3 separate regions of the Homo sapiens genome follow, and regions 2 and 3 are each linked to region 1. Evidence: chromatin loops called from intact Hi-C (ENCODE). Cell type or tissue: heart left ventricle. All regions are shown on one strand.

Region 1 (2,500 bases):
GTTCATTACTTTCAAAGGTCTGTTGCAGGGAGCCTCCTTGTCCTCCCAGTGTAAGGAAATATAATTGTGATCAATACATTTCCAAAAAATATATCTCCACTGCTAAGGACATGGTAAGGAAATGGAACAAATTAATAAAAAGGGCTTCTCAGCCAACTGGAAAAGAGGCAGGCCATGAGTATACAATGTCTTCCTCAGTTTTTCTTCCCCAGTTAAGCATTCTGGGTCCCCTCCCTCTCATTTATTTGCTGCTGTGATGTCTGCAGGGTAGGGTGAGCTGGCATAAAGTTTATTAAATAGTAGCTTGCAGATCACTTGCTACCACATTTTCCAAAGCTTGCCTTTGTCCCCTCGGTGTATACTTGAGATGCCTTCAGTCAGATGAAAATCATGGAAAACCAAACTAACCTGGCTTCACAGTGATGAGATTGGTTGGCTCCTGGTTAGGAAAGGCTTCAGAATGTGTTTGTTTCATTGGCCCAATGGGGCATCACCAGGAATGCTGTTATTTTTTTTCTTTAAACTTCTCTGCTCTGTTTTTTGCCGTCAGTTTCATTTACAGCTATCCTCCCACACCTTCCGGTTGCCAAATGATTTTCCTTTCCTTTGAGTTTATTCATCACTGTCTAGGGAGAGGGAGAAAAAGAAATGGTCACTTCCAAGAACTCTCTCAAAAGAGCCAGGAACTATTTTCCCAGTCATCCTCAGCAGATTTCTCCTCAATCTCATTGGCCCAAATAGGGTGTGGTGTTTATCCTTGAACCCGTAAGTGGAGCCAGGGGATGGGATAATGAGCCACAAGCCCTACCACCTGATCAACTTCCCCCAAGCACCTGGGCTTTGCAGGAGGAATTGAAGGTGCTCAAATAAAAGTTAAGGTAGTTACTAAAAGAAGGAGAGTGGTGTTGGAAGAGCAACTACAGTGCCTATTAGACTCCTGCTGTTCTGAGAATCAGCTCCAACCCACTCCTAGCAGCACCCAAGGAACTGGGGCTCCTAGCCTGACTCACAACTCTTGGAAGCTGCTGACCCCTAGTGTCTGAGGAAAGCATCGGCTCTAGAATCCAGAGGCATGGGTTTACCTCTCATGAGAATCACAGCGGCTGTGACACACTCACACACACAAGGAGGTTGTAAGCAAATTAAAACCTTTAGAAGTACTTTAATGAGTAAGTGAGTTTAATTGAAAGTCTTCCAAAGACACTGTAAGACTTAGGCCTCCCTCACCTTGCTGATCAGCAACCTCAGAACACTCTCTGTAGTCCTTTTCACACCTGTAAATTGTCATCCACAGTGTGTCTTTCTCTCTAGACAGAGGGTGTGCTTTTTGAGGGTGGGGCCTAAGTGCAAAACACCCAGCTCCTCACCTTGAACTCCTGCATGCTTAGTAAACACTTGTATGAGTAAACGAAAGACCCAACTGTTGTTCAGCTCTCCTTTCCTCTCCCCTTCCATAGCCATGGCTTTCTCTTATAAATATCAGCTCTACCAGCTTAATTGTACTCCTTTTTTTTTTTTTTTTTTGAGAGGGAGTCTCGCTCTGTCACCCAGGCTGGAATGCAGTGGAGCGATCTCGGCTCACTGCAACCTCCGCCTCCCAGGTTCGAGCAATTCTCCTGCCTCAGCGTCCCGAGTAGCTGGGACTAGAGGTGCCTGCCACCCACACCCAGCTAATTTTTGTATTTTTAGTACAGATGGAGTTTCACCAAGTTGGCCAGGCTAGTGTCAAACTCCTGACCTCAGGTGATCCACCCGCCTCGGCCTCCCAAAGTACTGGATTACAGGCGTGAGCCACCGCGCCTGGCCAATTGTATTCCTAATAGGACAACTAAGCAATCAATTGTGTTTTGAAGCTGCATGTTATACGAATGGGAAAATATTCCAACAACCCCAAATACACATCTAAGCAGCTGCTTTTGTGTTGTGGAATACCCACTATCTGGTCAGTAGAGAAAGCAGAATTTTTTATTATAAGCAGATCAACATTGCTACTGTGAATTCTTTGAGCAGTAGGCAAAGCTGTGTTAGAATGGGTTCTTCTTTGGTCTGTATGTGGCAGGTAACAGGACTTCTCCTGTGCTTCATGATTTGGGTTAGGAAGAGAGAGGAAAGGCAACAACATGGTAATTATAATATAGAATGACTCAAGACAAGAAAGAATAGGTTTTTGTTTTGTTTTGCTCTTAATTGACTTGTAATTCAAGCGTGAAATGTGGCAGCTTTCAGGATTGGAGAAACTTTGCACAAACCCAATATTAGAAGTTAACTGCCATTAGCTGTGGAGGGCACCAAAGGACAGAGAGGATTTCTCAATCTGGGAGCTGAAGGCGAGTTCTGGGGAACAGCAGCAGCCACAGCTGTAGAAATCCTGACAGCTGTTCAGTCTTGGCAGGCAGGGCTGCTGCTCACACTGGAGAAGCTGCGGGGCTTCCTGAGCAGGGCCCTCCACTCGCGTGGTGCCTGTAAGACCTGCTCTGGAGTGGAGGCATGCACCATCTTT
Region 2 (2,500 bases), 480 kb before region 1:
TCCTGGGTTCAAGCAATTCTCCCAATTCAGCCTCCCAAGTAGCTGGGATTATAGGCACCTGCCACCACGCCCAGCTAATGTTTGCATTTTTGGTAGAGACGGGGTTTCACCACGTCGGCCCGGCTGGTCTCAAACTCCTGACCTCAGGTGATCTGCCCACCTTGGCCTCCCAAAGTGCTGGGATTATAGGTGTGAGACACCATGCCTGGACTTGGTGGTTATTTTAATTACAAGAAACACCTCCTCTCCCTCATGTATTCATTGCGTCCTCAACGAGAAGTTTCTCCTTTCTGCAATGACAAAATCTCTGCATTTCAGCTGGATAAATAGCTAGGAAGCTGAGAAATAAATACTTCTGATATTCCAGAGATGGTTGAACATAATCTGCTTCTTTTTAATGAAGCAGATTCTGTTAAGATAAATATTTGAATATTAAGAAATTACACCAGTGATTTAATTTTTCAGGCAAGAATTGAAGTATAAAGCAGTGGATATTTATTTTTTATTTTTAAAATTTTATTATTATTATACTTTAAGTTTTAGGGTACATGTGCACAATGTGCAGGTTAGTTACATATGTATACATGTGCCATGCGGGCAGAAACTCTACCTAATGCTAAATGACGAGTTATTTATTTTTTAAAATGATTATTTGTATTGGCTTTTAGTTTTCTTTTTAAATAAATCTGTACTATTTAGAAAAGATAAAGTCATCACCTACGCAGGTAAAGAAAAAGGAACATCTTTAACGTTTTCTAGATAATGGCATGCATCCTAAACATTGTTATAAAATAATGAAGATTTTGAATTTCTTTTAATAAACCTCTTAAAACAGTGTTATTTCAAAATTATATTACTAACTCTTTTTGTTAGTAGGAATATATATTTCATGAGTTACTTTTTCTAAGCAGTATTTTAGTCAGATAATACATATCTTTTGCTTTAAATGCATTTTATCTGTGTGGAAAGCAGTATTACAGGCTACATCTTTGCCAGTAGTTCATATCACTTTGTCCAAGCAGAAGATACTAAAGCTTGATAGCACTGGGGGCAGAATTAGAGAACTAGATTTGACTGATTAGCTAACAGAAGCTAAGTCCAGTTTCCTAACCTTGAGTGTGAGACACTAGTGCTCCTGAATTGTCTAACTGAGCATCCACCGTGTGGAAGACACCATTTTGGTGTTTCAACAATGTCAGTCAACAAAACAGAGCCAAATTTATTTTCTGCAGAGCCTATTTTTTGGTGTGGGGGCTGTGAAAACAGCATAAAATCAAAATTATCAGGTGGAAACAGACCATACTATTGTCTTAATATAGTCTCTCTGACTTCTTGAAATTTACTGAAAGCTATGGGATCTCTGGCCCATTTTGCTAACTTTCTGATAACCCAGCTCTGCTGTCAGAGTACGAGGAATCAATCCTCCACTTCACCACCCACCCAGAGTGCTGAATGCCACTCACCACCGCAGGGTCGCCAGGGGGCGCAACTGAGTCTACGGCCAAGTGAAAAAATATTCGGCTTAAGATCTGGCCTGTCCCCAGCTGAGCCCATTCCTTAGAAAGGAATATCACTAGATAATTTATTCTGGAGTGTGAGGTGGGGTGGGGTTGCCTTCTTCACTAGGCACAAAAATGTTCCAGGATGCTTGTTAAACCTGGCTCAGGGCAGGAATCTGCACTTTTAACATCCTCCCTAGTCCTTCCTTGCTCTACTAATTGGGATGCGGGGTGTCTGGCCTTTCCTGAGGTGGAAAAAAGAAAAGGCTGGCAGAGCAACAAAGTTCTCTCATAATAATGTGGTTGTTATTGAACAGATATGAGGCTATGGAACTCTGTTCTGAAAGAGTAATAAAAGTTAGGAATACCAGAGATTTCTGTCCGTGACTCCTCAGTGACCATCACAGTTAATGGGCAATATCCTCTTTGTCACCCACAGCTCCAACTGTAACTACTCTGTTGCAAGGGCAGCATTCCTGATAGCGGCGGACTGGGAAGATGTGTGGTATTTGATTAGCTTGGTTTCTCTACTCAAAAGATTGGCATTAAAATTATTTTTGTAATATGTTGCCATATTTTTAAGCCTGAAAATTATATACTAATTTGGATATCTCAATGGGGAAATGACTGCTCTCCCCTTATTCCAAATGTTGCAAATTTAGATTTTTAAAAAGTAATAGATTATATTTAAATAGGTAATTATACAGATAATACCAAAGCCAAAAGAAATAAATGATACAGGTGCACAGTAATTTTGCATACTAGTTTTATTTCTTAGTCTCCCACTTTGTCTCTCTGAATAACCATTTGTACCAATTTAGAGATATGTAGGCATCTATGGTTGTATACCATAAGCATTGCTTTGCACCCTTTTTTAGAATTTGTGGGTTTTTTCTAATGATATGTCTTGGTGATTGGTCTGTGTACACACATATTTATATACCTTTTTCTTGTTAATAGTTTCACCGTAGTCTGTCTATGCATGGGCAGTAATTGATTTT
Region 3 (2,500 bases), 530 kb before region 1:
TTTAAGAATCACAAATACTTTTTAGTCAGTTTGATTTTTATATGATTTTTTATATAGTAATATATTAATTAGAGTTTTCCAAATAATAATTACTTTTGGAACTTTTTATAAAAATGCATATTCCAGAACCACAACAGATCTATCATGTCAGAATATCTGAGAAGCAGCCTGGGACTTTTATTTTTATTTTTATTTTTTTGAGACAGAGTCTCACTCTGTTGCCCAGGCTGGAGTGCAGTGGTGCGATCTCAGCTCACTGCAATCTCTGCCTCCTGGGTTCAAGTGATTCTTCTGCCTCGGCCTTCTGAGAAGCTGGGATTACAGGTGCCCACTACACGCCTGGCTAATTTTTGTATTTTTAGTGGAGATGGGGTTTCACCATCTTGGCCAGGCTGGTCTTGAACTCCTGACCTCTTGATCCACCCGCCTTGGCCTCCCAAAGTGCTGGGATTACAGGGACTTTTAAATTTTTAAAAATTCCCCAGATAATCTTCATCATTGTTAAAGTGTAGAAAATACTAAACTGTAGAAATTGACCAAAAATATCTGCTTTATTTAGGAAACTGAAGTGGATCAGAACATTTAGATGATCAATTTTTTTTCTCAATTTTTTTTTGGATATTTTAGCCTTTGGAATAAAATATTCCAAATTTTATTTGGATATTTTTCTCAATTTTTATTTGGATATTTAGCATAAATTTATTTGGATAAAAATTTATCCAAATAAATTTTTATTTGGATATTTTATTTGGATATTTTAGCATTCTCAATTTTTATTTGGATATTTTAGATACGCGGTGAGAAGCTGGTGAGGCAATATTTTCCTGATGAGATGCCAGAACAATCACCATTGCTTTAATAGAATTTGTTCAGTGGCACTGGTTGTGTGGAAAATTGTTTTCTCCTCAGATTTATGGTTTTTTCTCAAAAATATGACAGAATACTGTGCTCTTAAAGGAAAGCTGCTTTTGTTTGATCCATTTGGCCTTAAGGGAGGGAATACATTTAATAAGCACTAATTAGATTAGTTTCAAGTTATTCTTCACTTGGGCTATAAGAATTGTTTAGTTGGCATGAAAGGGGATTAGATAATTTATTAACTGGCATAAATGACAATTATGGCTGAAAATCATAAATTATGGCATATGACTAAATAGAAAGAGAAAAATATGTTGCAAAGAATGATCATGGACATTGCTCATTTAAACATTCTTTAAAAGAATATGTGTACTATGAATTACCAGTTAGGTGTGCAGATTAGTAATAATATAGCTAATTTTCTATTTTTACTTTATTCAGAACTGAAAAACATCTAAAAATAGTGAGTTAAAGAACGTTTTTCTTTAACCAACACTTGAAAATATACTCCAATCGTTTCAGAGATAGTAAGATGTTTTTATGTTTATATAACTTTTTAATTTTGTTACATAAACTGTTGTTAGAAGTTGAAGATGGTTTCCTTAATTTTTATTTTGCAATCTTTATGGATTGAATTAAAAAATAATTTTTGGACATGCTAAATATTCTGAGAGGTGTTTAGAAGTAGATTCTATATCCTTAGAGAGCCTCTAGTTCCCACAGCAGCTTCTCCAGGGAAAAGCCCTTCTTCACTATATTCACCACAAATTAATGGCAGTTATTCATTTTTTAAAGCAGTACCAGAAGCTGATCTTAGCTTAAAGGGGAGGCTTCATCTCACATATGAGCAGCAAATTGATTTTCTCTTCATGGCACTGTATCGATAGGGTTAAGTATTTTGATAGAAGACCATGCTATTTAATATAAGTAGATTTTCAAGAAAATCACTATGCTAAATACTTCACTAGAAGGACTTTATCTATATACAGCAGCAACTGTGACCTGCTTTAGAGATGACATCATTGGGTGTCATGTGGCTCTTTATACGTTTCAGCCTCAGAAAGAGATAATCTGTGAAAGCCACAGAGCCTGATTTCTGCTGTGATAATCTTCAGCAGACCGAGGCTGGGGCGAGAATGAGGCAGACCTGTTTACATGGTGTGTGCAGTGCCTTGTGGAATTCTTAACTCTATTTTATTGTATTATTTTTAATCGAAAAGTAGATCAGATGATAGCATGAAGTGAATCGGCTGCTTTGGACTAATGGGATCTTCTTTTCTGCATTAAGATCAAGAACTTTTCTGGAATCCTCTGTTCTCCGAGTAGCCTTGTCTTCTCTGTGTGTTTTATCAATTTGAAGAACACTGGCAAAAATCAGCAAACTTCATCTCCCAAAAAGCTCTCGCTCTTTTTTGCCAATACTTGAAGATTTCTGCTCCAAAATCTACTTTGAGCTGCTTGAGCATGGTGGTTGATAACCGAAGGGCAAAAGCATCACTTATTTAGTGTGTGTTATAGAAATTTTTTAGACAACCTTACTAGCTAACCCAGGTGACCCTTTACGGATTTCTTTCAAAGCCAATTTGAATAAACAACTCTTCCCTCTCAAATGGGCAAGAGTAACTCTTCAGCACCATGGAGA

Evidence for each region. A loop is a pair of places that touch in the nucleus more often than their neighbours do. Peaks named below come from ENCODE experiments on the same cell type or tissue, not always from the same donor. Only the 100,000 strongest peaks of a DNase experiment are listed, where the experiment ranks them.
Region 2: it touches region 1 in a loop (13-fold over the local background); 31 of 110 quality-filtered maps call a loop at or near these places.
Region 3: it touches region 1 in a loop (8-fold over the local background); 76 of 110 quality-filtered maps call a loop at or near these places.

The regions. Positions count from the first base shown.
Region 1 is chr3:159,804,303-159,806,802 of GRCh38, forward strand. The region is part of intron 4 of IQCJ-SCHIP1 (IQCJ-SCHIP1 readthrough); the gene reads left to right. All of the region lies in intron 2 of SCHIP1 (schwannomin interacting protein 1), which reads left to right. LOC101928351 (a long non-coding RNA gene) reads right to left here. Exons shown (of 4, transcript XR_007096144.1): 2 at 409-626. Among named protein-coding and RNA genes, the nearest start is that of IQCJ-SCHIP1-AS1, 37 kb to the left of the region's middle. In heart left ventricle, a CTCF peak has its summit at 1,033 (motif pointing left); a DNase peak (open chromatin) is centred at 2,419; H3K27ac peaks cover 1,570 bases.
Region 2 is chr3:159,321,054-159,323,553 of GRCh38, forward strand. All of the region lies in intron 4 of IQCJ-SCHIP1 (IQCJ-SCHIP1 readthrough), which reads left to right. All of the region lies in intron 1 of SCHIP1 (schwannomin interacting protein 1), which reads left to right. Among named protein-coding and RNA genes, the nearest start is that of MIR3919, 40 kb to the left of the region's middle. In heart left ventricle, a CTCF peak has its summit at 1,470 (motif pointing right); a DNase peak (open chromatin) is centred at 1,478.
Region 3 is chr3:159,271,328-159,273,827 of GRCh38, forward strand. All of the region lies in intron 4 of IQCJ-SCHIP1 (IQCJ-SCHIP1 readthrough), which reads left to right. It overlaps SCHIP1 (schwannomin interacting protein 1), which reads left to right and starts at 1,917. Exons shown (of 8, transcript NM_014575.4): 1 at 1,917-2,500. The coding sequence starts at 2,494. RefSeq lists a silencer at 2,400-2,500. In heart left ventricle, no CTCF peak of the experiment used is centred here; no DNase peak of the experiment used is centred here.